2 separate regions of the Homo sapiens genome follow, and region 1 is linked to region 2. Evidence: chromatin loops called from intact Hi-C (ENCODE). Cell type or tissue: Caco-2. All regions are shown on one strand. Links, peaks and the distances in the headings refer to the core of each region. The heading gives the core; the rest is flanking DNA. Region 1 has its middle 23 kb from the start of CLDN18. Region 2 overlaps CLDN18 (claudin 18).

Region 1 (16,841 bases), core at 4,069-12,068, 50 kb after region 2:
GGAAAGCCCAATGTAATCATATAAACCCTAAAAAGCAGCAGAAAAAGGTAGAACATGGAGTGGGAGAGATGTAGCAGAAAGTTAAGTTAGAGAGATCTCAAGAATGAGAAGGATTTGATGCACAATTTTTACCTTGAAGATGAAAGGAGATCACATGACAGGGAAGCAGGAACTTCAGCCCTGCAACTGCAAAGAACTGAATTCTTCCAACCAACAGTGAGTTTGGAAGAACCCTCCAAGTCCCATATAAGAACCACAGGCATGGCAAATACCTTAATTGAAGCTCAGCAATTCCTTAAACAGAATATCCCAAAACTAATTGGGCCCTTATCTTACACCATATGCAAAAATCAATATCATGCTAGACATCTGATTTATAGAAACTGTGAGATAATAAATGGGTGTTATTTGAAGCTGCTAAGTTTCTGGAAATTTGTTATGACAGCAGTAGAAAACTAAAAACAGATAATTAACAGATTAAACACAGCTGAAGGTAATACTCATAAAGTAAAAAATAGAACTGAAAAAATTATGCAAAATGTAGACAGAGAAATAAAGAGGTGGAAAACATGAAACAGTAGTAAGAGAATGGAAAAATGAATGAGAAATTCCAACACACATCTAATAGGAGTATAAGAAGACAATAAATAGAATGAAAAAAATATTTGATGAGTTATTGGCTAAGGATTTTCAAGAATGAATGAAAAGCATAAATTCCATGTTAATGTTGTTAAATGAGTTCCAAGAATGGTAAATAAAAACAAATTCACACCTGGATGTATTGTAGTATTGAAAAACACCAAAGTCAAAGAGAAAAACCTTTAAAACCTTTAAGGTCAGCTGATTAGTAACTTTAATTACATCTGTAAAATCCTGAGAGAAAGGAATTGCAGCTATTTTATCAATTGCAACAACTGAAGCCAGAAGAATAGAATTATATCTTTAAAGACTGATAATAAAAATAATTACTAACTCAAAACATTGAGAAGACAAGCCACAGACTGAGATAAAATATTTGCAAAAGACATCTGGTACAAGATTCTTATCTAAAATATACTAAGAACTCTTAAAACTCAGCAATAAAAAAAATACAACCTGATTTTAAAATGGAAGAATTAGCATGAGCAATCAGACAAGGAAAAGAAGCAAAATACATCCAATTTGGAAAGAAAGAGGTAAAATGATCTGTTTTCAGATAATATGATCCCATATATAAACTCCTTAAGACTCCACAAAAAACCTGTTAAAACTAACAAATGAATTCAGTAATGTTGCAGGATACAAAAGAAACACAAAAGTTAGTTGTGCATTTTTACACCAATCATGATCTATCCAAAAAGGAAATCAAGAAAAAAAATACCGTTTGTAATAGCATCAAAAAGAATAAAATATTTTGGAGTAAATTTAACCAAGGAGGTGAGAGATCTGTAGCCTGAAAACTCTAAAACATCAATGAAAGAAATCGAAGACACAAATAAATGGAAAGATGTCTCTTGTTCATGGATTGGAAGAATTAATATTGTTAAAATGTCCGTACTACTCAAAGTGATACACAGATTCAGCATAACCCCTATCAAACTCCAGTGCCATTTTTCACAGAAATGAAAAAATATTCTAAAATTTGTATGAAACCACAAAAGACCCTAAAGAGCCAAAGCAATCTTGAGGAAGAAGAACACAGTTGGAGACATCACACTTCCTGACTTCAAATTATATTACAAAACTATAGTAATCAAAACAGTATGGTACAGACATAAAAACAGACACATAGACCAGTGGAACAAAATATGGAGGACAGAAATAATTCCAAGCAATATACAGTCAACTAATTTTTGACAAGGGCATCAAAAATACACAAAAAAGAAAGGGTAGTAAATTGTGTTGGGATAACTGGATATTCACATACAAAAGAATAGAATTGGGCCCTTACCTTATACCATATACAAAAATAAGTTCAAATTGGATTAAAGACTTAAATGTAGGGCCTGAAGCCATAAAACTCCTTAAAGAAAACATCAGGAAAAAGCTTGTTGACTTTCATCTTGATAATTTTCTTTTTATATGACACCAAAAGCTCAGGCGACAGTAGGAAAAATAGCCAAGTGGGACTACATCAAGCTAAAAATAGCCAAGTGGGACTACATTTGCTTCTGCACAGCAACGCAAACAATTAACAAAATGAAAAGACAACCTAGATTAGGGGAAAATATTTGCAGACAGTATAGCTGATAAGGGGTTAATATAAAAGATATATAGGGACTCACACAACTTAATAGCAAATAAAAAAACAACTGGATTTAAAAAATGGGCAAATGACCTGAATAGACATTTTCCTAAAGAAGACATACAAACTGACAACAGATATATGAAAAAGTGCTCAACATCATTATCATCAGGGATATTCAAATCAAAGCAATAATAAAATATCACCTCACATTTGTTAGGAAGACTATTGTCAAAAAGATAAAAGATAGTAAGTGTTGGCGAGGATGTGGAGAAAATGAAATTATTGTACGCTGTTGGTGGGAATGTAAATTGTTACACCCATCCCGGAAACCCATTCTGGAGTTTCCTCAAAAAAATTAAAAATAGAGCTACCATAAGATCCAGAAGTCCCTCTTCTGGATATATACGCAAAGGAAATGAAATCAGAACCTCAAAGAGATATCTGTGCACTCATGTTCATTGCAGCACTGTTTATAATAGCCAAGATGCAGAAACAATCTAAGTGTCTGTGCTAACTCTAACGGTGTTGAGGGATTTTATTTGCCCCATTTTACTGATCTTATTCCCAGGCACATAGAGAATATTTCTCACCTACAGTATAGGAACAGTTTGAAAAATAACAGTCTAAATACCACTATGTTCAGAGGTCTCTAGCACTAAGTGTGGGCTCTGAAAAAAAATTCAATTTTCCAGAAGAGAGAGCCCACCTGCTCTTTCCAGAAAAAAATGCCCATCCCAGATTCTTGAGGGGAAACTCGGAATGTTCTTGTCATAAGCTCATGGGTCAGATATAACTCAGAAAAACGACCATTGAACTCCGAGTTTCAGCCTAAGGTGGGCGTTCTAAGGACAGCATTCAGCTAAGTAGTGACTCATTTCCACTTGGTTTGGCTTGTGGGAGTAACAAGACATCACTCCCTTGACTGTAGACAGGAGGTATAAATGGCTCAAGCACCCTCCCCAATTTGCAGACTCAAGGTTCCATTCTAAAGCCAGAAAGCATGGCAAACCAAAATATGCCCAGTATTATTCACTGGCTTCCTAGTTCTTGCTATATTTTTGAGCCCCAGTTTGAGTGACTAATAGCATATGGATTTTCGATAAAAAATACACCTAAAAGCAGTTCATAAATTCAGGCATATTTGGAAAGAATTTAAACAATATGTATTTTCTCAGGCTAGACACGAAATAGATCTGTTTGTTTGCCAAGCAGGGTTTTGGTTGGTAAACTCAAACATTGCTTCCATTGACATAAAGCAAGATGCAACAAAACTATGAACATTATCCATAATACCATGTTTTCCCAGTTGCCAGCACATGTCTATGTTAAGATGTACCCTGAGATACAGGAGGCCTTTCTAGGACAAGAATTCTAAGACAGAATCAGCCTTTGGCAAGGGTGTGATGACACCACACATGATCTTCAGGCTCCCCGACCCTCATCTGTCTGTCTTTTTCTGAGAACTTTCCTCCTCATGGATGCTCATTGCCCCAGGTCCTCATGTGCTCTCACATCTCTAAAATATGCCAGTAGGAAAGAGATGTGCTAAGGCATGATCAGGAAGGCTTCGTCTGCAACCTCTTCTGAATTATTTATATTTTACCCTGGGAATCAACTTCTCTCTCCACCTTAAAAACAAATCAAACAAAACATTGTCTGTTTGCTGGTGGTTTGGCAATCCCTAGACTTTTGGATTTTATAAATGAGTAAATTTTATATAAAGGATTCCAGGACTCAAAGAGGACTGGCAAATCATTATTTTGTTAAGTAAGGACAATAACTAATGACCATATCACATCATTTATAAGATAAATAATATTTTAATGTGAAATGATAGAAAACCACAATCTCAGAATAAAGGACAGTCTTCAACAGGTAAGATATATATAAAATATATATTATAATATATATATTTGTACCTATGTTAAACATAGGTACAAATGATATATGTATGATGATATATATAATATATAAATGATATATATCATTTGTATCTATGTTTAACATTGTCCTCATTTTTTATCTAATTTCTTTTCACATAAGGAAACCATCATCATGGACCAACATAGTCCATGAACCAGCATGGGTGCAGATGCTTGGAGTTGCAGGGTTAGTAGCTGACCTTCAGCTGGTGAGATGCTTGCTAATAAGTTTGTTGAGGAGGAGCAATGCCAGGATAGGGGGGCCAGAAGTGTGACTTTTGAGGTCCAGGTGATCTTGAGGAAAGATGCTGAATTTGGGAGAATATGTAGACAGGCAAAGAGAGAAGATCTTGAGGACTCCAGATGATCTGACTGAGGGTGCAGGAACTGAGGTGGGTAGAAGTGGGGACAGGGTGTCTGGTGAAAAGTCATTCACATCAGGGACAGAAGAGAAGAAAAGCAATGAAAAGTCCCTAAGGACCATGACTATGAACTCACAAGTGGCTCATTTAGAATGTTCTGTGGACAAGGACTAAGGAACATTGGTTGATTGATTGATTGCATGAGATTCGTTTGATTAATTCATGAATGTATTTGTCTAAAAAGCAATTGTTGAGTCAGGTAATGCACTAAGGGCTGGGGCTATGGAAATTATTAAGGTACAATTTTTGTCCTCAGATATGTGTAATTATTTATAAATGGTATACAGTCATGCATTGAATAACAACGTTTTGGTTAATGATGAACTGCACTTATGATGGTAGGCCCTAGAGATAATAATAGAGCTGAAAAACTTTTATTGCCTAGTGACATTGCAGCCATCATAACATCATAGCATAATGCATTACTTGCGTGTTTATGGTGATACTGGTGTAAACAAAGCTACTGCACTGCCAGTCATATAAGAGTATACAGCACATAACGATTATATACAAACAATACATACTACTTGATAGTGAAAATAAATGACTATGTTACTACTCTTACATATTTACTATACTATGCTTTTTATTGTTGGGGTGTACTCCTTCTACTTACTACAAATAGTTCACTGTAAAACAGCCCCAGGCAGGTACTTCAGGAGGAATTCCAGAAGGCTATATTGTTATCACAGGAAATGACAGCTCCATGAGTGTTATTGCTCCTGAAGACCTTCCAGTGGGACAAGATGTGGAAGTGAAAGACAATGATATTGATTATTCTGACCCTATGTAGGCCTATGCTAATGCGTGTGTGTCTTAATTCTTTTTTTAAATGTTTAAAAAGTAAAAAAAAAGGAAAAATTAATATATAAAAAAAAATTTATGCAGCTGTACAAAATGTGTTTGTGTCTTAACCTAAGTAGTATTACAAGAGTCCAAAAGTTAAAAATAATTAAAAAGCTTATAAAGTAAAAATGTTACAGTAAGCTCAGATTAATTTATTATTGAAGAAAAAATTTGAAAAAATAAATCTAGTGTAGCCTAAGTGTATGGTGTTTGTAAAGTCTATAGTGGTCTACAGTAATGTCCTAGGCCTTCACATTCACTTCCCACTCATTCACTAACTCACCCGGGGCAACTTACAGTCCTGTAAGCTCTATCCATGGTAAATGCCCTATCCAGGTGCAGCATTAAAAAAAATCTTTTATATCATATTTTTACTGTACCTTTTTATGTTTAGATATGTTTAGACACATAAATACTTACCATTGTGTTACACTGATTACAGTATTCATTACAGTAACATACTGTACAGGTTTGTAGCCTAGGAGCAATAGGCTATACCATATGGCCTAGGTGTGTAGTAGGTTATACCATACAGGTTTGTGTAAGTTGACTCTGTGATGTTCACACAACAACAAAGTCACCTAATGATGCATTTCTTAGAATGTATCCCCATCGTTAAGTGACACATGACTGTATATGTGCTAATATATTTTATGTATTAGATACATTATAAAACATACCCTGACATGAAAATTAAATGAGGACAATACAAAAATGATTATAAATAGAAGTTTTGAGATTATCTTCCTGTGGATTATTTTCCTGGGCTGTGTACACTCCCTGTTTAGAGATTGTTGGCCAAATGAGGTGTGAGCAACTTGAGAGAGGGAGACTGGCAAGTAGGAGGGCTGATGGCTTTGGGGAAAGGAATAGCGCCATGAGGCTAAGGCACAGACATGGGGCTCAAAGAGAGAGTGGCATGAGTTTCTTAGGACCAAAGAGAAAAGAGGGAAAAAGAATGCAGTAAGCTGAAACGGAGCAAAAAGAAGAGAAGAAAGGATGTGTAGCTTGGGGCTGGGGGAATAAGTAGGGTGATTAAAAGAACTGGTGAGTGCTCATTGAGGTGGAGCTTATGGAGAGAAAGGGAGCTAGAAACTCTGGTTGGAGTGGATCTGGCTTATGTGGACCCAGCTAAGTGAGCAGCATGAGGCTGGCTTGTGATTTACCTATTGTTCATATGAGGTACACCCCATAGTCATACAGTGATGACTGACGGCTTGTGCTCAATTGCAGAGTACAGTGTGGGAAGGGCTTACGTGAGATTGGAAAGAGGGAAACCCGTAAATCTCAAGGGAGAATCTTGCACTGATTCTGATAGGCTTATAGGTCACAGGGCACTGTGGCTCAGTGTTAGCTTTTTGAGTCACTTGATAACAGCACTAGGGTGACCAGTCATCCTGATTTGCTCAGGACTGTCCTGGTTATGTGACTGAAAGTCCCAGGTCCCAGAAAACCCCTGAGTTTCAGGCAGTGGTGCTTCAAAACATTCGTAGTAAAGGTCCCATAGAGGGACTGTGTTTTCCAAACCAAAGTGTTTAAATGCATGAATGGAGGAGGCATTTCCCCTCTGACTTCTTAGGGTACATAGACATTTTTTTTTAGGCCAGGCGCGGTAGCTCACACCTGTAATCCCAGCTTTTTGGGTGGCCAAAGTGAGCTAATTGCTTGAGCTCAGGAGTTTGAGACCAGCCTGGACAACATGCCAAAACCCCATCTCTACAAAAGAATACAAAAATAGCTGGGCATGGTGGCGTGTGCCTGTAGTTCTAGCTACTTGGGTGGCTGAGGTGGGAGGATCACTTGAGCCCAGGAGGTCGAGGCTGCAATGAACTGTGAATATGGCACCACTGCACTCCAGCCAGGTCAATAGAGCAAGACCCTGTCTCAAAATTTTTTTTTAAAATATAAAATTAAATCACCTCTAGTTAATGTGTATAATAACTTTGTGATGACACTAAGATGGGAGGAAATCCCCCGTGTGGGAAGTGTTAGGGCTGATGGCCATAGAGGTTTTCATTTACCCACCACACATGCTTTATCTAAGCTGCTTTCAGTATCAGGAGCGGACTCTGTTTCCTGCTCTCAGGAATCACGAGGAGGGTGAGACAAGAGAGCAAACAAGGTAGGGAGGGCTGGTTTCTGTTTGACTAGCTGTAGGCCTGCTCGCCTTCCTGCCACCTCCCAATGTTCAACACATCAACTGCAGGTTCACCTTTAGGTGCTTTTATTCAGGGGAGCTAAAAACTTACTCAAAGGGTTTTTGAGTCATGAGGACAACTAAGACTCCAACCTGCATTTTCTTTCACAAAGGTTTTCTTTAAGTTACTATGTTTATTTTTTTATTTTCACAAAAGTAATATAAACGGTAATATAAAAGTGAGAGAATAAAAAATTTACAAAAAAACCCAAAGGAGGGATGAATAGGTGGAGCACAGGGGGTTTTTAGGGCAGTGAAACCACTGTATGATGCTATGATGGTGGATATATTACACATTTGTCATTATACATGTGTCCAGACTCATAGAGTGCACAACACCAAGAGTAAACCCTAAAGTAAACTATGCACTGTGGATGATAATGATGTGTCAATGAAGGTTTGTCAATAGCAAGAAATGTACCACTCTGTGGGGGATGTTGATAATGGGAGAGGCTCTTAATGTGTAGGATATAGGAGCACAGTGTATATGGAAAATATGTCTACCTTCCTCTCAGTTTTGCTGTGAACGTAAAACTGTTCTAAAAAAGCAAGTTCTAATAATAAATAAATAAAAGGAAAAATATTCCTCAAGCCAACAAAGCATAGATTCCTGTAAGAGATACTATTGTTAACATTTTGTCTTTATTTACCTCTTGTCTTCTTTCCCTGAATACATACATTTTACATATTTGGGATCAGACTGCACATACACATTTTATTATGTTTTTTCATTTAACTTTATATTTGTCAAAAATATTTTCTTCATTAAAACCCATTGCAAGCATAAATTTTAATATGTTATCATGTAGATGTATCATATTTATTTAACCTTTCTCCCACTGTTTATTTAGGTTTTTACCAGTGTTTACTTTTTGAAAAATTAGAATCTTTGATTTTTGAAATCTTGATGGGAAGAAGTAGAAAAAAACCTAGCATTTAAGTTGTAAGCAATTTTTAATTTCACTAGAGATATATGCTGTAATAGTCCTTCAGCATAAGCTGAATTTTGTTCTGGGCACCACCGTAACTAACACACTATAATTACACATATATAAAATACATACCCACTTGCTATTTGGGGAGAAAATGCATTGTTATACCCAACCATAACGTAGATGTTTGTATACTTATAATCCAAGTGTACTGATGTGTAAGGAACTCTCTCTCTCTCTTTTTTTTTTTGGTGTATGCTTGAGTCAGAGTTGTATCTCTGCAGAATATGTTTATTTGTTTGGTAAGAAGAAGTAAATGGAGTATAAAAATTTTTTTTTCTCAGTTTGAAATGAAACTGCTCTATGCCTAAAGAAAGACTTGTTCTCCTGAATGTGGCTATGCATGTCTATGTACATACTTGGTTACCCAGAGCACTTGGCCTCTTAAGATCTAGATAAGATAGTTCTATCACTCATTCTATAGCTCATGGATCTCCAAAGTCCCACTCAAGATTTCTGCAGTTTCCTGAGCAGCTTGGTTCTCATCATCTCTGCCTCTGAGATCCTGCTTCCTTGCACCTGTCCCTGTTACATACCATGTGTACCCAGATCTCACATCCAGCTTCTTCCTCAATTTACACAATGCAAATTCACACAGATCATCTAAATGTGAAGAAATAATAATAACGGCCGCTGACATTTATTGAGTACTTACACCGTACCAGACATTATTCAAGAACTTCAGAGGCATAGCTCGATTGAATCTTCATAACAACCCTATGAGATGGGCATTCTAAATATTCCAACTTTACAGGTAAAGAAAGTGAGGTACTGAGAGATTAGGTACAATTTATATGGAAGTATGTTTACTAAAACATTCACTTATTCAAAAGATTAGTAAGCATTGTAATAATTTTGCAAAGTGGTGGGGATTCAATGGAGAAAAATACAGACATGGTATTGGCTCTCAGGAAGCCCACAGTTGAGAGGCAGGAAACAGACAATTAAATTATTAGAGGGAGCAGAGCAAGATGGTGGAATAGAAGTCTCCACCGATCCTCTCCCCACCCCACAAGGACACCAGTTTAACAACTATCTACACAAAAAAATGACCTTCATAAGAACCAAAAGGAAGGCAAACACCCCAGTACCTGGTTTTAACTTTATATCACTGAAAGAGGCATTGAACAGGTAGGAAAAACAGTCTATATATACATATATATATATATGTGTATATATATATATATATACACACGTGTATATATATATACATATATATGTGTATATATATATACGTGTGTATATATATATACATATATGTGTGTATATATATACATATATATGTATATATATACATATTTTATTATACTTTAAGTTCTAGGGTACAGGTGCACAACATGCAGGTTTGTTACATATGTATACATGTGCCATGTTGGTGTGCTGCACCCATTAACTCATCATTTACATTAGGTATATCTCCTAATGCTATCCCTCCCCACTCCCCCAACCCCACAACAGGCCCCGGTGTGTGATGTTCCCCTTCCTGTGTCCTCATTGTTCAATTCCCACCTATGAGTGAGAACATATGGTGTCTGGTTTTTTGTCCTTGCGATAGTTTGCTGAGAATGATGGTTTCCAGATTCATCCATGTCCCTACAAAGGACATGAACTCATCATTTTTTATGGCTGCATAGTATTCCATGGTGTATATGTGCCATATTTTCTTAATCCAGTCTATCATTGTTGGGCATTTGGGTTGGTTCCAAGTCTTTGCTATTGTGAGTAGTGCCGCAATAAACATACGTGTGCATGTGTCTTTATAGCAGCATGATTTATGTTCCTTTGGGTATATACCCAGTAATGGGACGGCTGGGTCAAATGGTATTTCTAGTTCTAGATCCCTGAGGAATTGCCACACTGTCTTCCACAATGGTTGAACGAGTTTACAGTCCCACCAACAGTGTAAAAGTGTTCCTATTTCTCCACATCCTCTCCAGTACCTGTTGTTTCCTGACTTTTTAATGATTGCCATTCTAACTGGTGTGAGATGATATCTCATTGTGGTTTTGATTTGCATTTCTCTGATGTCCAGTGATGATGAGCATTTTTTCATGTGTCTGTTGGCTGCATAAATGTCTTCTTTTGAGAAGTGTCTGTTCATATCCTTCGCCCACTTTTTGATGGGGTTGTTTGTTTTTTTCTTGTAAATTTGTCTGAGTTCTTTGTAGATTCTGGATATTAGCCCTTTGTCAGATGATTAGATTACAAAAATTTTCTCTCATTCTGTAGGTTGCCTGTTCACTCTGATGGTAGTTTCTTTTGCTGTGCAGAAGCTCTTTAGTTTAATGAGATCCCATTTGTCAATTTTGGCTTTTGTTGCCATTGCTTTTGGTGTTTTAGACATGAAGTCCTTGCCCATGCCTATGTCCTGAATGGTATTGCCTAGGTTTTCTTCTAGGGTTTTTATGGTTTTAGGTCTAACATGTAAGTCTTTAATCCATCTTGAATTAATTTTTGTATAAGGTGTAAGGAAGGGATCCAGGTTCAGCTTTCTACATATGGCTAGCCAGTTTTCCCAGCACCATTTGTTAAATAGGGAATCCTTTCCCCATTTCTTGTTTTTGTCAGGTTTGTCAAAGCTCAGATAGTTGTAGATGTGTGGTATTATTTCTGAGGGCTCTGTTCTGTTCCATTGGTCTACATCTCTGTTTTGGTACCAGTAGCATGCTGTTTTTGTTACTGTAGCCTTGTATAGTTTGAAGTCAGGTAGCGTGATGTCTCCAGCTTTGTTCTTTTGGCTTAGGATTGACTTGGTTCCATATGAACTTTAAAGTAGTTTTTTCCAATTCTATGAAGAAAGTCATTGGTAGCTTGATGGGGATGGCATTGAATCTATAAATTACCTTGGGCAGTATGGCCATTTTCACAATATTGATTCTTCCTATCCATGAACATGGAATGTTCTTCCATTTGTTTGTGTTCTCTTTTATTTCGTTGAGCAGTGGTTTGTAGTTCCCCTTGAAGAGGTCCTTCACATCCCTTGTAAGTTGGATTCCTGGGTATTTTATTCTCTTTGAAGCAATTGTGAATGGGAGTTTTCTCATGATTTGGCTCTCTGTTTTTCTGTTATTGGTGTATAAGAATGCTTGTGATGTTTGCACATTGATTTTGTATCCTGAGACTTTGCTGAAGTTGCTTATCAGCTTAAGGAGATTTTGGGCTGAGACGATGGGGTTTTCTAGATATACAATCATGTCATCTGCAAACAGGGACAATTTGACTTCCTCTTTTCCTAATTGAATACCCTTTATTTCTTTCTCCTGCCTGATTGCCCTGGCCAGAACTTCCAACACCATGTTGAATAGGAGTGGTGAGAGAGGGCATCTCTGTCTTGTGCCAGTTTTCAAAGGGAATACTTCCAGTTTTGCCCATTCAGTATGATATTGGCTGTGGGTTTGTCATAAATAGCTCTTATTATTTTGAGATATGTCCCACCAATACCTAATTTATTGAGAGTTTTTAGCATGAAGCTGTTGAATTTTGTTGAAGGCCTTTTCTGCATCTATTGAGCTAATCATGTGGTTTTTGTCTTTGGTTCTGTTTATATGCTGGATTACGTTTATTGATTTGCATATGTTGAACCAGCCTTGCATCCTAGGGATGAAGCCCACTTGATCATGGTGGATAGGCTTTTTGATGTGCTGCTGGATTGGGTTTGACAGTATTTTATTGAGGATTTTTGCATGATGTTCATCAGGGATATTGGTCTAAAATTCTCTTTTTTTGTTGTGTCTCTGCCAGGCTTTGGTATCAGGATGATGCTGGCCTCATAAAATGAGTTAGGGAGGATTCCCTCTTTTTCTATTGATTGGAATAGTTTCAGAAGGAATGGTACCAGCTCCTCGTTGTACCTCTGGTAGAATTCGGCTGTGAATCCTTCTGGTCCTGGACTCTTTTTGGTTGGTAAGGTATTAATTATTGTCTCAATTTCAGAGCCTGTTGTTGGTCTATTAAGAGATTCAACTTCTTCCTGGTTTAGTCTTGGGTGGGTGTATGTGTCGAGGAATGTATCCATTTCTTCTAGATTTTCTAGTTTATTTGCATAGAGGTGTTTATAGTATTCTCTGATGGTAATTTGTATTTCTGTGGGATTGGTGGTGATACCCCCTTTATCATTTTTTATTACATCTATTTGATTCTTCTCTCTTTTCTTCTTTATTAGTCTTGCTAGCGGTCTATCAATTTTGTTGATCTTTTCAAAAAACCAGCTCCTGGATTCATTGATTTTTTGAAGGTTTTTTTGTGTCTCTATCTCCTTCAGTTCTGCTCTGATCTTAGTTATTTCTTGCCTTCTGCTAGCTTTTGAATGTATTTGCTCTTGCTTTTCTAGTTCTTTTAATTGTGATGTTAGGGTGTCAATTTTAGATCTTTACTGCTTTCTCTTGTGGCCATTTAGTGCCATAAATTTCCCTCTACCCACTGCTTTAAATGTGTCCCAGAGATTCTGGTATGTTGTGTCTTTGTTCTCGTTGGTTTCAAAGAACATCTTTATCTGTGCCTTCATTTTGTTATGTACCCAGTAGTCATTCAGGAGCAGGTTGTTCAGTTTCCACGTAGTTGAGTGGTTTTGAGTGTGTTTCTTAATCCTGAGTTCTAGTTTGATTGCACTGTGGTCTGAGAGACAGTTTGTTACAATTTCTGTCCTTTTACATTTGCTGAGGAGTGCTTTACTTCCAACTACGTGGTCAATTTTGGAATAGGTGCGGTGTGGTGCTGAGAAGAATGTATATTCTGTTGATTTGGGATGGAGAGTTCTGTAGATGTCTGTTAGGTCCACTTGGTGCAGAGCTGAGTTCAATTCCTGAATATCCTTGTTAACTTTCTCTCATTGATCTGTCTAATGTTGACAGTGGGGTGTTAAAGTCTCCCATTATTATTGTGTGGGAGTCTAAGTCTCTTTGTAGGTCACTAAGGATTTGCTTTATGAATCTGGGTGCTCCTGTATTGGGTGTATATATATTCAGGATAGTTAGCTCTTCTTGTTGAATTGATCCCTTTATCATTATGTCATGGCCTTCTTTGTCTCTTTTGATCTTTGTTGGTTTAAAGTCTGTTTTATCAGAGACTAGGATTGCAACCCCTGCCTTTTTTTGTTTTCCATTTGCTTGGTAGATCTTCCTCCATCCCTTTATTTTGAGCTTACGTGTGTCTCTGCATGTGAGATGGGTTTCCTGAATACAGCACACTGATGGGTCTTGACTGTTTATCCAATTTGCTAGTCTGTGTCTTTTAATTGGAGCATTTAGCCCATTTACATTTAAGGTTGATATTGTTATGTGTGAATTTGATCTGTCATTATGATGTTAGCTGGTTATTTTGTTCGTTAGTTGATGCAGTTTCTTCCTAGCCTCAGTGGTCTTTACAATTTGGCATGTTTTTGCAGTGGCTGGTACTGGTTGTTCCTTTCCATGTTTAGTGCTTCCTTCAGGAGCTCTTGTAGGGCAGGCCTGGTGGTGACAAAATCTCTCAGCATTTGCTTGTTTGTAAAGGATTTTATTTCTCCTTCACTTATGAAGCTTAGTTTGGCTGGATATGAAATTCTGGATAGAAAATTCTTTTCTTTAAGAATGTTGAATATTGGCCCCCACTCTCTTCTGGCTTGTAGAGTTTCTGCTGAGAGATCAGCTGTTAGTCTGATGGGCTTCCCTTTGTGGGTAACCCGACCTTTCTCTCTGGCTGCCCTTAACACTTTTTTCTTCATTTCATCTTTGGTGAATCTGACAGTTATGTGTCTTGGAGTTGCTCCTCTCGAGGAGTATCTTTGTGGCGTTCTCTGTATTTCCTGAATTTGAATGTTGGCCTGCCTTGCTAGGTTGGGGAAGTTCTCCTGGATAATATCCTGCAGAGTGTTTTCCAACTTGGTTCCATTCTCCTTGTCACTTTCAGGTACACCAATCAGATGTAGATTTGGTCTTTTCATGTAGTCCCACATTCCTTGGAGGCTTTGTTCATTTCTTTTTATTCTTTTTTCTCTAAACTTCTCTTCTCACTTCATTTCATTCATTTGATCTTCAATCACTGATACCCTTTCTTCCAGTTGATCGAATCAGCTACTGAAGCTTGTGCATTTGTCATGTAGTTCTCATGCCATGGTTTTCAGCTCCATCAGGCCCTTTAAGGACTTCTCTGCATTGGTTATTCTAGTTAGCCATTCGTCTAATTTTTTTTCAAGGTTTTTAACTTCTTTGCGATAGGTTTGAACTTTCTCCTTTAGCTCAGAGGAGTTTGATCATCTGAAGCCTTCTTCTCTCAACTCGTCAAAATCATTCTCCGTCCAGCTTTGTTCCGTTGCTGGTGAGGAGCTGTCTTCCTTTGGAGAAAGAGAGGCGCTCTGATTTTTAGAATTTTCAGTTTCTCTGCTCTGTTTTTTCCCCAGCTTTGTGGTTTTATCTACCTTTGGTCTTTGATGATGGTGACGTACAGATGGGGTTTTGGTGTGGATGTCCTTTCTGTTTGTTAGTTGTCCTTTTAACAGTCAGGACCCTCAGCTGCAGGTCTGTTGGAGTTTACTGGAGGTCCACTCCAGACCCTGTTTGCCTGGGTATCCGCAGTGGAGGCTGCAGAACAGCAAGTATTGCTGAACAGCAAATGTTGCTGTCTGATCGTTCCTCTGGAGGTTTCGTCTCAGAGGGTTACCTGGCTTTGTGAGGTGTCAGTTTGCCCCTACTGGGGGGTGCCTCCCACATTGGCTACTCAGGGGACAGGGACCCACTTGAGGAGGCAGTCTGTCTGTTCTCAGATCTCAAACTCTGTGCTAGGAGAACCACTACTCTCTTCAAAGCTGTCAGACAGGGACATTTAAGTCTGCAGAGGTTTCTGCTGCCTTTTGTTTGCCTATGCCCTGCCCCCAGAGGTGGAGTCTACAGAGGCAGGTAGGCCTCCTTGAGCTGCAGTGAGCTCCACCCAGTTAGAGCTCTTGGCCGCTTTGTTTACCTACTCAAGCCTCAGCAATGGTGGGCACCCCTCCCCCAGCCTCACTGCCACCTTGCAGTTCGATCTCAGACTGCTGTGCTAGCAATGAACGAGGCTCCGTGGGTGTGGCACCTTCCAAGCCATGTACGGGATATAATCTCCTGGTGTGCCATTTGCTAAGACCATTGGAAAAGTGCAGTATTAGGGTGGGAGTGACCCGATTTTCCAGGTGCCATCTGTCACAGCTTTGCTTGGCTATGAAAGGGAATTCCCTGGCCCCCTGTGCTTCCCGGGTGAGGCGATGCCTCGCCCTGCTTCGGCTCACACTCGGTGCACTGCACCCACTGTCTGACAAGCCGCAGTGAGATGAACCAAGTACCTCAGTTGGAAATGCAGAAATCACTGGTCTTCTGCATCACTCACGCTGGGAGCTGTAGACTGGAACTGTTCCTATTTGGCCATCTTGGAACCACCCCTGGAAAAACAGTCTTGAATCACCAATGCTACCCCTCCTCTATCCCCCAGCAGTGGCAGTGTGGTGTGAAGAGTGTCTCTGGACTCCAGGGAAGTGAGACTACAGTATTTGTGAGGCATTGAACTCAGTGCTGCCCTTTGATAACAGAAAACAAAACTGGACCAAACTCAGCTGACACCCACCCATGGAGGGAGCATTTAAACCAGTCCTTGCCAGAGGACAATTGTTGATCCCTGTAGTCCAGACTTGAGTTCCTCCAAGCCTCGCCTCCAAGGGCTAAAGTACTCCAGGTCTCTGAATAAACTTGAAAGGCAGTCTAGGCCCCACAGACTGGAACTCCTGGGTGAGTCTGAGTGCTGAACTGCACCCAGAGCCAGTGGACTGGGGTTGCAGGGGTATGACCTCCTGAGACACCAGCTGGGGCAGCTAAGGGAATGCTGGCATCATTTTTCCCCTCATCCAGGCTGAGCAGCTCACAGCTTCAAAAGAGACTTTTACCCTCTGCTTGAGGAGAGAAAAGGGAAGCTTGGGGAGGACTGTCTTGCATCTTGGATACCAGCTCAGCCACAGCAGTTTAGGGCACTGGACAGAGTTGTGAGACCCCCTTTTCAGGCCTTAGTCCTCAGACATTTCTGGACACATGTTGGACCAGAAAGAAACCTGCTATCTTAAAGGGAAGGACCCAGTCCTGGCAGGATTCATCACCTGCTAACTGAAGAGCCTTTGGGCACTGTATAACCAGGAGCAATGCCCAGGTACTACCTTGAGGACCTTGGTTGAATCTCATGAGACTTGCTGGTTTCAGGTGAGGCTCAGCACAATTCCCAGATGTGGTGGCTATGGGGTGA
Region 2 (16,841 bases), core at 5,092-13,091:
AATAATGCTAAAAATAACAATAGTACTAACATTCTGAAGTAAAATTTACTAGGTGGAGTGCTGTTGCTCTTCAAGGAACAGCAGTAGTTGAGGATTGTCAAGTACCCTGAAGCACAAGGGACAATAAATGTGACAAGAACAGCTCCTGGGTTTGGGGGATTATTCAACAACGATTAGATTGGTTAGAGACAGTGCACTTTTGTATGTATATCCTTGCTTAAGAGTAGAGAAAATAAAATGTAAGATTTTTGAATATGTAACATGGGGTGTTAGAGTGAATGCGTCTTCACTGATGCAGGGAGTGTTTGGCCGGGGTCCATCTCAGAAAGGAATTCAAGAGGGCAAACATGTGGCATGTGTACTGCTGGTTCCCAGTCAGTCCTATGACAGGCATTGCCACTTGATCATGATAATCTTCCATTCCTGAGTCCTTCTCAGCATAGTCAGTTGGGATTGGCCTGAGTTGGCATTTAAGATCAAACAATTTGTTGTCCCTGGCTCCAAAAAGGAACACTTTTGTGTGCATTTAGTACCTGATATTCAAAAACTCCCTCCTCAGGAAGCTTCCTTTGGTCTCCTGACATGGCCAGGTCATGGCACCAAAGCTACTAGCACCTTTCACTACACCACAGAGATTTTAGTGAAATAGCCACATATATATATAAATTTTTTAAACTACTTTTTGCAATGTGTATGCCCTGGAACTCAGACATGAATCTATGCACACTAGCTTAGAGGACAATAGAAGTATCCCTCATCCCTACTCAAACTTGTTCTTTTTCACTTTTCTTCTCACGAGATGGGACTTCCCAGGACGTTGCTCATTCCTTATGTTTTCCAAGTCCACAAAACCCACATGATACAGTGGATATTTCTGTGGGAGTTGGACCTACACATGATCTTTAATAGAGGCCTGGCCTGGGTGTCCATGTTTTGATTCAGATGCATTGGCTTTAAGTAATAGTAAATCCCAACTGAAATTGACTTAAGCAATAAAGAAACTTACCACACATAAGGCCGGGCGCAGTGGCTCATGCCTGTAATCCCAGCACTTTGGGAGGCCGAGGTGAGTGGATCACCTGAGGTCAGGAGTTTGAGAGCAGCCTGGCCAACATGGCGAAACCCCGTCTCTACTAAAAATACAAAAATTAGCTGCATGTGGTGGCATGTGCCTGTATTCCCAGCTGCTTGGGAAGCTGAGGCAGAAGAATGGCTTGAACCCGGAAGGTGGAGGTTGCAGTGAGCCGAGATCACGCCACTGCACTCCGGCCTGGGTGGCAGAGCGAGACTCTGACTCAAAAAAAAAAAAAAAAAAAAGAAACCACACATTATGAAAAGTTCAGAGGCGGGGTGTTGTCAGGTGAGGAACATAAAGTAGAGCTCTGGCTCTATTTCCCCAGGCTCCTTTTGTTCTGCCTTCATCCATGTTGGTTCATCTTTGGGCTGCAGTATTCCAGTGTATCACATGTAGTCATGCGAATGCTTAGATGGAGGAAGAAGGTGTGCACATGTGTGTATGTATGTTTCCAAGGATGGAGCTGCCTCTTTTGTTGTCTCTTCATTAAAAGCGAAGAAGTTTTCCCTTCAATGAAGAAATGCTGGAATCTTTCCTTTTTGAACCACTAGTCAAAACTGGGTCATGTGCTCTTACAAAACTCACCATAATCTTGCCATATGATGTAGCCATCATGCTCCTTGGTATTTACACAAAGGAACTGAAAACTTACCTCCACACAAAATCCCACACACAGATGTTTATAGCAGATTTGTTCTTAGCTGCCAAAACTTGGAAGCAACCAAGATGTCCTTCAGTAGGTGAATGGATAAATAATTGTAGTACATCCAGACAATGGAATGCTATTCAGTACTAAAGAGAAATGAGTTATCAAGCCAAGAAAAGACATGAAGAAATCGTAAATGCATATTACGAACTGGAAGTAGCTAGTCTGAAAAGGCTACATACGGTATGATCCCACCTATATGACATTCTGGAAAAGGCAAAACTACGGAGACAGTAAAAAGATCAGTGGTTGCCAGGGGTTGGGGGAAAGGTAGAACATAGAAGATTTTTATGGCAATGAAGCCACTCTGTATGATACTACAATGGTGGATATGTGTCATCACACATTTGTTGAAACCCATAGAATGTATAGCAACAAGAGCGAATCCTGTCAACTCTGGGTGATAATGATGTGTCAATGTAGGTTCATCAGTTGTAACAAAGGTACCACTCTGTGGGGGATGTTGAAAATGGGAGAGTCTATGCACCTGTGTGTATGTGAGGAATCTCTGTACCTTCCTTTCAATTTTGCTGTAAGCTTAAACTGCTTTAAAAAAATAAAGACTTAAAAAATGAAAAGAAACTGGGTCATGTGCTCCATCCCCTAAACCACTCACTTGTAAGGGGAATGGGACACCATGACTTAGGCAAATCAGAATATACCCCTTGAGCCGAGGATAGTGCCATAGGAGGGAGGGGTTGATTTACAATATTAATAAGAAAAAAGTGATAGTGATGGTGGAATGGATGTTGAGTAGGCAAGCCAACAGTTCTTGCTCCACAGGGAAAGAGCTGATTGGATCAGAGGTGGACTCTTGAGAGAGGGGATCTCTCTTCAGAGAGGGGCGGCAGACATTTCATTGGCTAGTGGTCAATCAGATTTTCTCTCGAGAGAATTTAAACTAAGAGAAACATAGACTCTGCTTAGGCAGTAGTAGAAGCTTGAATTAGAAGTTCACACAGAATTGGATCTGGGTGGGGCAACCATTGTTAGTTGATGAGTAAGCATTTGGCAGGGACAGCCAGAATCTTGGAGTGGGTTTTCTGTTCCTTGCATATGAAAATACTTGACCAGGGTATTCATAGATGTATGCATCTTAGGGTGAGCACAGCTTACATTTAATCTGGGCCCTCTTCCCACCCAGTGTATGTATCTTTGCAGTTCTCAAACTAATGAAGCCATTTCAGATGGGTAAATAACACTAAAACTAAGATGATGACTGCTATTCAAGGCCCACCTGCTCTTGAGTGTCTGGATAGAATCCTCAGTGACATTTGTATGGGATTCCCCACCTAATAAGGTCAACAGGATATCCAGTTCCTTAGGTCTGACCCCTTTTTGCTAGGAGAATCCTGAGTGGCTTACACATTTGGAGCATGATGACAGCTGGAATTTCCAGTATTTTCTATGCTGGTCCCATGAAGGCTTTGATCATAGTTGCTGTTGCTACTCTTTATCTTGCCCTTACTTTGGAATGATGATTTAGCTTGGTGTAAAATTCTAGCTTGACAGTTGTTTTCCTTCTGATCTTCGAAGAAATGATTACAAAGTCTTCTGTCATTTTTTTGGTACTGATGTCAGTCTCATTGCCATGGATATGTAATACATATTTTTTTCTTATTTTAAGATGTTCTTTTTATTGTTGATATTCTCCATTTTCACTAGAGTGTAGCTAAGCATGGTTTAATACTTCTCAGGAGACAGAGTGTTTTCAATACTAGAACGTATGTCTTCAAGTCTAGAGACATTTCCTCTCCTTATTCTGACTATTCTCCTTTCTTGGAACCTGAATTAAATGCATGTTGTGAAGTTCCCCATCCTGTGTGTTGTGTCTCCAAAACCTTTTCAGTCATCGTATCTCTTTCCTTCTCGTATTGGGTCTTTGACTTGCTCTCCTCAGTCACTATTGCTATGTCTAGTCCACTGTTTAACTTATCAGTGTTTCTTGTATGAGTGACTGTATTTTAGATTTCCAGCATTTTTATTTTGTTTATTTTAAAATCCCACATGTTCCTCCATCCCCCCACCACACCATTCTTTATTTTTTTGGACATTTTACATATGCTTATTTTACAGTCTCTGTTAGATTTTTCTATTAGCTATAGATATTGAAATGAGATTTCTCTTGGTTATTACATTGGGTGGTTTTCTCATCATGGTTTTTTTCCACATGCTTTCTAATTCTTGATAGTGAGCTTATCTTTAGTGAGAGGTGTTTTTGTATGGGGAGCTCGTGCATGTCCTGGGGTGTGGATGCATCCATAAGGAGTGCCTACTATGGGACTCAACAGTTTCACCTACTGCAGGCTAGTTTTTTTCCTTTATTTCTTTAATTTTTAAAAAATTTGCTACATGGTTCATAGATGTTATATTTTAATAGCAAAGTTTCTTCATGTTTTTGTAAAATAGATATTTAATACATATCTGTTGACTAAGTGAATACAACTGAATCTTGAAAATATATTAAATGTATGAAACCCAATTTGGAGAACAATAACTGAAGTGCCAGTTCTACTGTCACAGAAAGAAAAGCTAGCTTCTATGAAGAAAAAAAGAATGTTAAGGGGTTGCACGTAAGTGGAGGTGACTCATGTTCAGCCTGTTTTTGGAGCTTCCATTCCATTGAAACATGAATCAGGGCAGAGCAGAAGAACTGAAGGGCAGTCAGCTACAGGATCTCACAACAGTGTCTTTACACTCATTGTCTATCCCATCCTACTCTGCAAACCGTACCCTCACTAGCTGCTCTGGGATTAAATTGTCCACTGCAGGGGCCATAATAATTTCCTTGGGAGAATCTGGCCTAAAGACAGCTGCTTTGGAAAAGATTTTTCTTTCACATCCTGGAGGAAAATATGCCTGAAGGGAGACTAGAGTTGAACTATTTGCCATCAATGATGATGACTAATTGATAACTCTGTAATCCTTTTAAAAAATAGGTTTTAGGTGATTAAATGCAAACAGAGTAGTCTTAATTTCATTTCTTTTAAAATCTTATCTCTTTACAACTTTCATATATACACACAGTTTCCCTGTTACCATCCTAGTGTGAAAAAGTTATTTTAGCAGATATTTAAGTCAATCAACTTGATGTACTGGGCATAAAATTATATTTTTTGCTGTTATTCTTCCAGGAGTCTAGAAATTTCTCACTTTTTAGCTCATTCTGATTGAGAACCAAGGATTATGAAATTTCCTTTATTCTTACCAATACTCAATTCATCCATAAACACACAGCAAAGAGACACACATATCACACAAAATATTCAATGTTACCACACATCAAAAGATCAAAACATAAAAACAAATCTCTAACAAACTGATAGGTTGGTGAGAAATATGAAGTGAAAGTCATCTTTTTTTTTTAGATGATATTACCTCCTAGTATGAGGCAAGACATTCAGAGAATGACCATTGATGAATTCTTTGTCATTGGTACTGGCTTTGCTTATTTGGAGACCCGCTGAGAGATGCCTTTGAGATCTGGCGCTTGTGAGGGAATTCTCATCCTGAAACTTTTCACCTCTACGTTAAATATGTACAAAGTAACATTTTCAAAAGTATTTTTTCAATTCAGTTTACAAAGTTAAGATTTTCCTGCTTTAGTATTGGGTTTAGAGACTGCCAAGACTTACCTATTGCTGTTACCTACTTAATTCTACTGTCTTTCCTCTTTGTACATACGGCAATATGTGTTTCTACAGGTGGATTCATACTCCCAGTTATGTGAGGCAGTAGGAACGCTGACAGCTGCCCAGAGCCGCTGTGATGGTGGAAGGTGAGGTGCAGTGCCTGACTGCCTCAAATTCTCAGGCTTTGAGTCTTGCATTACATCTAGTGATATCCAGTGTCCTATTCAACAAGGTCTATTTCTGATGCTCTTTATGTCTTCCTGCAGATCCTAGTTTTCATCTAGTATCATTTTCCCTCAGATTGAAGAACTCTTTTAGCATTTTTTTTATAGTGAAGATTTTCTGGCAATGAATCTTCATGGTTTCCTTTTATCTGCAAACTGTATTTTGCCTTCATTCTTGAAGTGTATTTGTACATTTTTTTTTTCGGTCAGCCCCTAAAAATACCACTGTCTTCTGGCCTCAATTATTTCTCTTTTGATATTATCCTGCAAGTACCTGAGGTTCTGTTTTTGCTAAAACTTTTTTTCTCTATTTTTGGATAAATTCTAATGACCTATCTTCAAGTTAACTGATGATTTCCTCTGTAATCTCCACTTTGCTAAGTTCATACATTTTTAAATTTCAGATTTTGTATTTTTAGTTTCAGAAGTTCTGTTTTCAAGAATAGTTTCTATTTCTCTGTGAGATTTCTTGTCTTTTTAGTCATTATTAGCATATTTTCTTTTATGTATTTGAGCATAGTTACAATAGTTGCTTTACAAATCCTCATCTGCTAATTCCAGTATCTGGGTTATCTTGGGGTCAGGTCTCCATTGATCACCTTTTCTCTTAAAAATAGGTCACGTCATGCACATGTCAGATAGTTTTGGATTGCGTCCTGGATATTGTGAGTATTATGTTTCAGAGACTCTAGATGCTATTATAGTCTTCCAAAGAGTATTGATTTTTTTTTTGTTTGCTGGAGAAGACAATTAATTTGCTTCTACTCATACAGCAAACTTTGTGTCTTGGGGACATCTCAAGTCTCCATTCAGCTTTGGATCCTAAGTCAGCTGTTTGTAGTCAGCCCTATACTTGCATGGCTTAGGATTTAACTAGAGACCCAGGGAGGGGTTTTTATAGAAAACTTGGATCTTCTCCCTCTGAGTCTCTTTTTTCTAAGACTCTTTGCTCACCTTATAGTGGCTATAGTTGCCCTGAACTCTGTCTCATGGTTCTTCAGGCCAGAAAAACTGCAGATTTTCTAACAGATTTTAGGTACTTCATGCCACCTGACTTTGGCTTGTCCTTGGGCCAGAAGCCTCAAAAACGGAAATTTGCTTTATACCTTTCCTCTCTTTTAAATGTCAGCTACCCTTCAGAATATGTCTGTCTTTGTTCACCCTCTAGTGGCTTCAAGTAGTTACTTTTTGTATTTTGTACAGAGTTTATATTTGTTATCTGCAGGAGGGTTAGCCTGGTGGGAGCTTACTAAGCCATACTGGAAGCTGAGTTCCTCCTGCCTAGTTTTTGTGTTAATTTCTGTGGAGTTTTGGTGTGTTACCAAAGAGGCCATGAAGGTCATTTGATGCCAACCCTCCAGTGAATTCCTTATTGGGTTCTCTCTGCTCCATTGGCTGTACCTTTCTGCAGATGGATGGGGTGTGGCCTGTCTGCACAAAAGCTACTGGTGGGTGGGCTCTGCCAGCTGTCATAGGAAGACATAGTCACATTCATTCACTGCTGACTTTTAAAATATCTCTATCTACATTCTGACTCCTCCACCCCTCAACATTTTTTTTTTTTTTTTTTTTTTTTGCAGCTGGACATTTTTGTTTTTCTTTCTCTCTCTTAATTATGACTTAATTCTTAAGACTTGGGCAAACACTTCCAGTATCATAAGGGGCTTGCTGCCTGGTGGGGCAGCCTGTGCCCCACTGTGATACTTTATTCACCCTTCAGCCAGACTTCATCCTCCTTACCAGAGGCATTGCCATGGCAACCTCCCTCCTCTGGGCAATAAGTATGGGTGGCAAAGTCCTACATGCTTAATATGTTTGATATTTTACCTTTTAAAACATTCTTTGGGGAAATTCAAGTTGGCCTGTCGAACAAAATAAATAAGCTTTTCATTGTCAACAAGGGCTAAGGGCGGCAGCTTTGATAACAGGGAAAGCTTGGACTGGTCAAAAACTCGAAACCAGAGTGAGCAGGTCACATCTAGTTCCACTTGAGATGAGAAAGGAATGGGAAACCTCTCAGTGCTGATGGAAACTGACTCAGATCCCAGATGCTGCTGGGGAAGCTCTAGCCTAAGATGGCTGCTGGGATGAAGTGAGCCCTGGTCCACACCCAACCTTGTAATGTTTGTGTAGCTGCCACCACTGGAGGGAACAGGTATTTCTCCTACGGACAGTCCACCTTGGGAGTGCTGGGGCTTTCCTTTCCCTTCTGGGTGGCATCACACCAGAGTCCTCTTTAGCCTGGAAGCCCTTAAGAGTGCACATACATCACAGAACCCACTGAGAGCTTTGCAGAGGCTGAGGTACTGGGTAGCCCAATGTCCTCCCCCATCTCTGCCATCTGTCTATGCACTAGTTACAGAGACAGGCTCTTATTGGGCATTATTTAAAATTTGAGTGTTAAAAATTAAAAATTTACAATAAATTAAGTATTACGCTTCTTGGCTTCATTGGCAAATATTTTTTTCTTTAAACTAGATTTATATGAGTTTCTCCCTATCTTTCTTTATTTTTCTCATTTGTGTTTTTCTTCTTCCTTTTCTGTCTCTCTCTCTCCCTTTTTTTCTTCCTTCCATTTAAAAAAATGTAGTTATGAATTTATTTTGCCCATTTAATGGGATTTTCTATGGCATATTGGAAACAAAGTGAGGTGTGGAGTCAGACAAACCTGGTTGGAATCCACGCTTTTCTATTTATTAGCTATGTAGACTTGGCATAGCTGTCCCGGTTTGTTCAGGCTGAGTGGTTTTCTGGAACACAGGACTTTCAGTGCTGAACCTGGGACAGTCCTGGACAAACTGGGATGGTTGGTCACCTTACTTGGACAAGATACTTAGCCTCCCTGAGCCTTGGTTTCTTCACCTGTGAGCTGGGGATAATAATACCTGTCTCATGGGGGCTATTTTGAGGGTTGGAAATAGTGTAAGAAAAGGGCCTGAAACTATGTCTGTGACATTGTAGATTCTCGATAATGATAATGATAATGACAGCAATATTAACATTAATAATCATCTGTATTTTTTAATGGCTCAGAGAGATTTTTTTCTGCCATAAATGCTTTTCTCTTTTTTCCTAATGTCTTTTCAAGGAGAAAAAGTTTATTTTGTTTTCTTCATTTTTACGTAAGCCTGGGTATTATGGTTTGAATGTTTGTCCCCTCCAAAACTCATGTTGAAACCTAATTCCCAATGTGGAAATAATGAGGAGTGGGGCCTTTAAGAGGTGATTGGGTCATGAGAACTTCACTCTCATGAATAGATTAATCCATTCATAGATTAAGAGATCAGTGAGTTAATGGATTAGTGGGTTATCACAGAAGTGGTACTGGTAGCTTTATAAGAAGAAGAAGAGAGACTTGAGCTAGCACATTTAGCTCCCTCACCACATGATGCCCTGAACTCCTTTGGGACTCTGCAGAGATCCCTCCCCATCAGCAAGAAGGGCCTCACCAGATGCAGCCCCTTGACCCTGGACTTCCCAGCCTTCAGAATTGTAAAAAATATATTTCATTTCTTTATAAATTACCCAGTTTCAGGTATTCTGTGATAAGAAACAGAAAATGACTAAGTAACTGGGTTTCTGAAGCTTTGCTGTGTCCAACTAAAAAACAATAGCTGCTGAATTTTCCCTGATGTCTAACATCTCTGAGTAGAATCCAGTGATAACACATGGTTGAGATTATCTTTTAGAAACCTTGAAAAATTCATCAAGGACCCAAAAGTCTTCTTTAGAGATAGGCTGCTCTGTGCATAGCTCATACAGAGCCCCTTCCTTATCAGATGCAGGTCTGATGAGTTCCAGGTGTTAAATATCTGGGGACTCAGGGTCTGTTCTGGACATTTCCCCACACAGGTGGATCTGGTTGGCTCAGACCACCTGCCAACATTAGGCCACCCATCCTGAAGCAAGCCCATCCTGCTCTTTCTGGATGGCCCTTCTAGTCAGGAAAAGGAGTTGGATACTGAGAAGGCCAGTGGTTGGGAGGAGATGAGGTCTGTGTGTTCTTGTGGAGCAAGCAAGAGGCTAACCTGGTATGGACTCTCGTCTTTGTTCTGGCTCCCCTGATATGCCTGTGCAAAGGCCTTGAGCATGTCATTTCTCCTTTCTGGTCCTTGTTCACAACAGAGGTATGGGCCTCGGCTTTCCTGTCTTCAGAGGTGAGTAAATGGTGAAATGATTGCCAATTGCCAAAGAGTCTCTAAAGGGGAAGAAAAGCTAAAGCAAAATAGTGTGAGATCAGTTTCTGGGCTCATGACCGTTTTAATTTATTGGTTCAGAGTGAACAGAGAACTCTACTCAGCCATGACTTAATAACTTCCTCCTTCCAAGCTGCCTGAGATGGTCATGTCTCCAGGTAATGAGCTATATCTGCTCCTGTGGACTTCATGTCTGGGTGTTGTTTTCTATTTTTTAATTCTTCAGTTTTTAGTTTTTTTTTCTCTAGATATAAAATAAAGCTATTCTCATTGAAGAAAATTTGCAAACTACTGTAAAGTACAAATGAAAAAAGTATCATCATTATATCTCCAATCAAAAGCAACTACTTAAAATATTTTGGAATATATTTCTTACCAGGGTGTTTTTCAATGCACCGTTTAATAGAATTAATGTTAGAAAAATATAATAATGTTAGTGACTATATAATAGTTTACTTATATATAAAGACTATTAGAAACCTTTCCCTCATTAGGTTTTTAAGTTGATCCAGTTACATTATTTTAAACAATTGATACATACCTTTGAGCATAAGTATTTATGATTATTTCCTTAGGAGAAATTTAAAGAAGGAGCATTGCTGGATTAAAGAAGAAATATTTCCAGCTTTCTTCCGTATTACATATAATTCTACCTTTATGTTACCCTAAAAATCTAAGTTAAAAGATAGGACAAAATATAATGTTTTCTATGTAAGGAATTGGTATGATCCTTGGTCTGCAAGTAGGACCCACCCACTCCTTGAAGTTTCTCTGAAGAAGAAGAAGTCTATGCTTTCTTTTAGCTACCCACTGTGGCAGGGGTGACTGAGATTTCATTTTATTTGGTTATTAGGGAGTAGCTGCATTTAGTGTTGAATATTGTGGTGGTGTGGATACTAGAAACCATCGCTGATAGATGATTTTGGGGTATCTAAATTAAATACCCTTACTCCAGAATAGAATTTGGACATATTTAAAGCATTTTAGTGACATTTTGTCTCTACAATATATTATAATATCTTACATAGTGAATATTAAACCACAAGAAACTTTTTGCTTATCATCATCTCTTAAGGGCCTCACATGCGCATTTCACGTTTATTTGGGCTATTATGAAGAGAATACCCCCTTCCCTTTCTAGCTGTGGGTTGGGAAGTATGAAAAATCAGCCTGACTTTAGCTGAAGGAATGGAATTGTTCAAAAGCCATTCTGAGGCTAGAAAAGTCAAAGAAGTGTTGGTCCCTGATGAGGCTCTGAAAATTGAACCGACTGTGTGGTAAATGTGTATATATGAGCGTGAGTGTGTGTGTGATCCTTGAGTATTTAGAGTGTTGGGCCACTAGTGGGGCGAGATCAGCGTTGTTGGAGGGTTAAAGTATATAAAGCACTAGGCACAGTACTGATTATTATGAGGACTCAGTACAGAAGTTAGATAATGAAAATATGTTAGTGAATCATTGTAATCAATCCTGAAGGTCACATAATTGGTTGGCAATGCAGTCAGAACCAGAAATCCAGGTTTTTGATTCCAAGCCCAGTGCTCTCTCCAGTGGAACACATCAACTCAGAGATATCAGGCATTTTGGCAAAAATTGTGGCTGTTGCAGTAGTCAACCCTGGATAATGTCCCGTGGAGGCAGGAGAGGGCTGAATACTACCTAAGTAAAAGGTAAGAGAACTGGGGACTCCCAGGGATTTTTATGAGTAACAATGCTGAGTCATATTTTGAGCCTGTATTCCATGGCTTGGTTAGTCCATTTCTGTCTTTGTACAAGGAGACTTCAAAATGCCCCTAAATTTTAGAAAATTTAAATTTGAATAGCTCAAAATTACATAACCAAGGACAGTTTTCTACTGATGACTTTTGTAATCTCACTTGTTTAAAACTGAATGTAAAGTGTTTTGTTTTTGTCTTTTTTTTTAATTTTTAGGTTTTAATTATCAGCTTTCTTTGAGAACCAGAGTAATCTCTCAGATCCTTCCTTTCTGTACTACATACTGTTTGGTAACTAGTCAGAGAAGCTCAGAAGTTATATCTCTGAAGCTTTCTCTGGAGTTCAGTTTCATCCAAAAGAAGAAAAAAATGAGGCAAAGCAATGAGTTTACCTGATTTCTAAGGACCCCGGCTCCTCAGAATACAAGTCTTCATGGCATATGACAAATCTCCATGTTTTGACTGGGGGACCCAGGCTTCATCAAACTAGATACCACTGCTCTGGCTATAGGAAGAGGTTTAGGGATGGGTACATTACTCAAATAATCTAATGTATTTTGTTAGGGTTTTTCTCCTATGCATAGAAGGAAAGAGATGCCTCCCTTTGGCTAGGTTTCCCATAGCTGAAACATGGCTTTATGGCTAGAAATATAAGCAGCCAACACAACAACTCACAATCTTCTTGAGAAGCAAACCAACAGAGAAGACAGCAGAACTGAGATATGGGCAGAGAAAAATAGAGTCTTAATCATAACCCTTGATTCAGCTGTGTCTGAAGCCAACCCTGACCTCAGATACCCCAGTTACATAAGCATTGCCCTCTTTGTCTTAAAGTTGTGAAGCTTGGTTTACTGTCACTTAAGTGGGTCCTTTACTTGTATTATTCCATTATTCTTATCATCCCTATTTTACAGATAAGGAAATGGAGACTCAGAAAGTTTAAGGGCTTTGTTCAAGCTAACATAGCTGCAAAGTAGTATGACCTGGATTTGAGGTTGGGTTGTTCTGACTATATAGCTTATGCTGCTTTTGTAGCTTGGATACAGCCTCAGTTTATTGAGCTGGTCAACCCAACCTTGGCAGCATCAAGAGGGCAGGCATTGGCTCTCTTGTTTTACTGGCCCACAAACAGGACAATGACATTAGACACTTCGGGCTTGTGCGCTTAGGGTCAGACAGGCTAAACTGGATCCTTGGACCCCATGCTGCATGCCTGGTTGCTCTGGGAACTCCTCTTCATTAAGGCTTCCCAACTTGCAGAAACCACAAACTGGTCTGGAACGACACCTAGCTCTAGGTAGCTAGGCTGCTGTTGAGCAGAAATGGATTCTGAAAGCAGAAAAACTCCCATGAAGAAGCATCCAGCGTTGAGGTGCTGGGACTTCCCACCTCCACTTCCCAAAACATATGAAAAAAGAGCAGAAGCTATTCAACTGTAGGATAACAGTGTTTTTAATATTTAAGTAACAAAACATTCAGGTTAATACTCAATGCATATACAATAAGATAGAGCAACAACAACAAAATTACAAAGCACAATCTAACTATATGGAGGCTTTCAAACAATTAAATGTTGGATAGAGAATGCGCTAATTAAAAACCCAGCTGAGCCACACCGCACTACCTGAGACCTGACCAGGGACTTTCTGGTGGTAGAAGGGAGAGCTCATTGTGCCCTGTGGCCTTCAACTCAAATGGATGCTCTTCAACTCAAATCCAGAGAGCACTTAACAAACTCCATGCTCTAGATTGCTCAACCCTCCTCCTTGCTTTTCTTTTTTCTTTAGTTGACTTGTCTGCTCATCCTTTACCCAAACTGAGGCAGTGAGTTCCACAAATACTTCCTCTGGTTTGGTTTAAATGTTGCTGTCTCAGTGAGAAGGGCCTCTGAGCTCACTGCTCTGACTCTTGAACACAACTTGTTATTTAATGGGGCATAATCCGTTCTTTCCCCAGACATAGTCTGTTCAGCCTGAAGATCCTTATGAGTATTCACCAATCCCCTTGGAGGTCACTTTCATATGTACTATTGATGTGAGGACTTTCCTCTCAAATAATAACCTAATGGCCAAGTTCCCCTGCACCAATGCTGCTGTGGGTAGTTTTTAGAGACTGCTCTTACCTCAGTTTCCTAGGGGGCCTATCTGGCTTTGGTACTGGGATGGAATTCTACTGTCTTGGAAGGAATTTAGACTTTCTGCTCAAAAGGGCAGTGATGTAAGCTCAGGGAAGGTGTGTGGTTGCAAAGAGCTTTCAGTTTTGCCCAAACATCTGATGGTCCAACCACTCTAGGTGAATTCAGAGAAGTGAACAGCTCTCAGAGTAACAAAACTGACCACCAGCTAGTTGTGATGGCGCACACCTGTAATTCCAGCTACTTGGGAGGCCAGGGTAGAAGAATTGCTTGAGTGCAGGAGTTTGAGGCCAGCCTGGAAAGTGAGACCCCGTCTCTAAACAAAGCAAAACAAAACAAAACCGACCACAGTGCCAGGAAAGTGCTACTGCTAACTGGCAGTGGCTTGTAACCATGCAAATGTGGATACCTGTCACTTGGAAACATTACATTTAATTCAGGCTCAACTTTTTTTTTTTTTTAAAGAATTAGTTTTAACCTACTTCCTAGGACTTGCTGTGTTCCATTATTTATTTTTTATTTTTTTAGACAGGATCTCGCTATGTCACCTGGCTGGAGTGCAGTGGTGTGATCATGGCTCACTGCAGCCCCAACCTCCCTGGGCTCAAGTGATCCTCCCACCTCAGCCTCCCGGAATGCTGGGACTACAGGTGTAGGCCACCATGACTGGCTGATTTTTTCTCTCTGTATTTTGTAGAGACAGGGCTTCTCCATGTTGCCCAGGCTAGTCTCGAACTTCTGGGCTCAAGTGATCCTTCCTCCTCAGCCTCCCAAAGTGCTAGGATTACAGGCGTGAGCCACTGTGCCCAGACATTATTTACTTTTTACATGGCTTACACTTACTATCATGTACAATCAGAGCCATAGAGACCTCAAAGGGAAAGAATTAGGATCAGTGAGCTTTTCATGGAATTTGTACTTAAGCATGACTTTACAAAGTACCATATAGACAATGTCAAAGCAATTATTTTTTCATTTCCTTCTATCCACATGTAGGGGTGAGGCTATTTCACAGAGATAGTGTATCATTTTACTAAAACATTATTTATTTTAACTATATTTAGGACTTAAATTAAAAAAAATAATTTTCTCATTCATCTAGGGACAATTTCTGACCCGCGACAGAAAGAGGACTCCAGTGGAGAGCTCAGGAAACTCCTAGAATGGTGTTGCTGTAATAAGAAGATGTCAACAGCAGTAGAAAGGTTTGGTTGCCTCAAACTGAAAATGACTTTGGTTTGGTAACTTTTAAGATCACAGTGTAAGAAAACCGAGATCATGGGCTGGAGAGATTACAAATATCTTTCTCTTATTGCTTCTTCTTCAGTAAGTGTTTATTACTAGCCAAGTTGGGGGTGGGGAGACAAAATTCAAACAGCAGAAAATAACATCTTTGGGTCTACTCTTTCCTTTCAAAAGTTTTCTTGGGGATAAGCTGGGAAATAGATCATCAATGGGTTTATTGACTAGGAGGAAGAGGGGGAGTCTGTCTAAATCATCAAAATGTGAGAGAGAGATTAAAACCACATTCTCTCATCAGAGTAGAAAGTTATATTTAAAAAAAGAAATAGAGGATTGAAAATGTGAGCTATAGCCTCTAATTCATAAATAACTCAGCTGTTTTATGGTGGAATATTTAGAGACAGAGACTGAGGCTAAGACCATTTGGCCTCTCCAAAGATGAAATCGAGGCTTTTCTAACTTCCAGCTGTGAGTCAAAAGCAAGAAGAAATCTAGATGGGATCTCCTTGTTTTTTGGGTGAGCTCTCCGGGAGTTTCTTCCGCCCGTGCTGAGAGGTCTTAGAGCATTACACATAGTCGTGCTTGGAAGGATAAGATTGTACCTCGTCCTCTGTGCGGGCACCTCCATCGTATATCTTCTTGTTTTTGGTGTTGGACCCAAAGCCAGTGCTGGCCTTGAAGCCTCCAGGCTTGTAGGCAACACTGTGGCCTGAGGCATGATAAGAAACGGCTTTGTAGCTGAAAGAAAAATAAACATTCCATGATTGTAGATGTCTTTGTTAGTAGGACCAACCTCCTATTTACCATAAACTGTCTCAGTCTTGGCACTGAAAGTCCAGTGTCCCTGGAAACCCATCAGTCCGGGGCAAACCAGGATAGTTAGTAACCTTAGTTTTTGGTACACTGGTTTTACTGCCTCTGCAGTGGAACAGAAGTTCTTGCACTGTTTTAGAGCTTTGCTGAGCCGAGAACAAAATCTCCTGAGAATAAAATAATTGTGATTCCAAATGGACATTTTTGGATGGTGGAGAGAGGTATCCCCAAATCCTCGGTAACTAATGAGTTCCCTCTTTCAATCAATAAAAATACAGCTGAACCAGAAACAATGTCCAGGGGAACATTGTTACGTCAAAGGATCATAGAATTTGTGAGCTGGAGGGTACCTACGTTCAGCCCATTGCCTCAAGCTGCTCATTTCATGGATGAGGTGATAGAGGCACAGAGAGGGCAAACAACCTGCTGGAGGTCACAGGGCTGGTCAGTAGCAGAACCACACTGGAATCCAGCTGTCCCCACACCAGTTCAATTTAGGAAGTTACAGCAGAGTTTCTCAGCAGCAGCACTGTTGACGTTTTGGAACAGATGCTTCTTTGCTGTGGCACAGTTCTGTGCACTGTAGGGTGTTCAGCAGCATCCCTGGCCTCTACCCGCCAGAGGCCAGTATCACTTTCCCCCACCCTCCCAAAATTGTAACAGTTAAAAATGTCTTCACGTGTTGCCAGATATCCCCTGGGGGGGAAATTGCTCCTAGTTGAGAACCATGGAGTTACAAAACAATCTCAGAAGGAACAAAGAAGGATGGATTTTTCTTTCAAATAGGATCACATTTAAATCAGTCTAGGCTGAAATATTCCCATTCTGTTCTTTAGGTTCCCCCTAAAAGAGAAGCTTCGATAATCCTTAAGTCAAATAAAGTTCATCCATATACCTAGACTGATTTTTTTTTTGGCTGCAAGTTATACATTAAAATAGACCCTGAACAAATAAAACGTCTGGTTGCAGCGGAACAGGGAGACTCACTTGGTTTCTTCTGGTGCCAGGCCCCGGCAGGCGATGCACATCATCACACCCCCAATTAGTGTGAGGCCTCCAGCGACCCAGCCCACGAACAGAGCCGCACCAAATGTGTACCTGGGT

What was found. A loop is a pair of places that touch in the nucleus more often than their neighbours do. Peaks named below come from ENCODE experiments on the same cell type or tissue, not always from the same donor. Only the 100,000 strongest peaks of a DNase experiment are listed, where the experiment ranks them.
Region 1: it touches region 2 in a loop (2.7-fold over the local background); 2 of 110 quality-filtered maps call a loop at or near these places.

The regions. Positions count from the first base shown.
Region 1 is chr3:137,979,013-137,995,853 of GRCh38, reverse strand. No RefSeq gene overlaps it. Among named protein-coding and RNA genes, the nearest start is that of CLDN18, 23 kb to the left of the region's middle. RefSeq lists an enhancer at 6,837-6,966. In Caco-2, for the core only: no CTCF peak of the experiment used is centred there; a DNase peak (open chromatin) is centred at 7,523.
Region 2 is chr3:138,029,791-138,046,631 of GRCh38, reverse strand. CLDN18 (claudin 18) reads right to left here. Exons shown (of 5, transcript NM_016369.4): 4 at 16,725-16,835; 5 at 12,983-15,662. The coding sequence ends at 15,491. LOC105374128 (a long non-coding RNA gene) reads left to right here. Exons shown (of 2, transcript XR_001740930.2): 2 at 1-2,359. Among named protein-coding and RNA genes, the nearest start is that of CLDN18, 28 kb to the right of the region's middle. In Caco-2, for the core only: no CTCF peak of the experiment used is centred there; no DNase peak of the experiment used is centred there.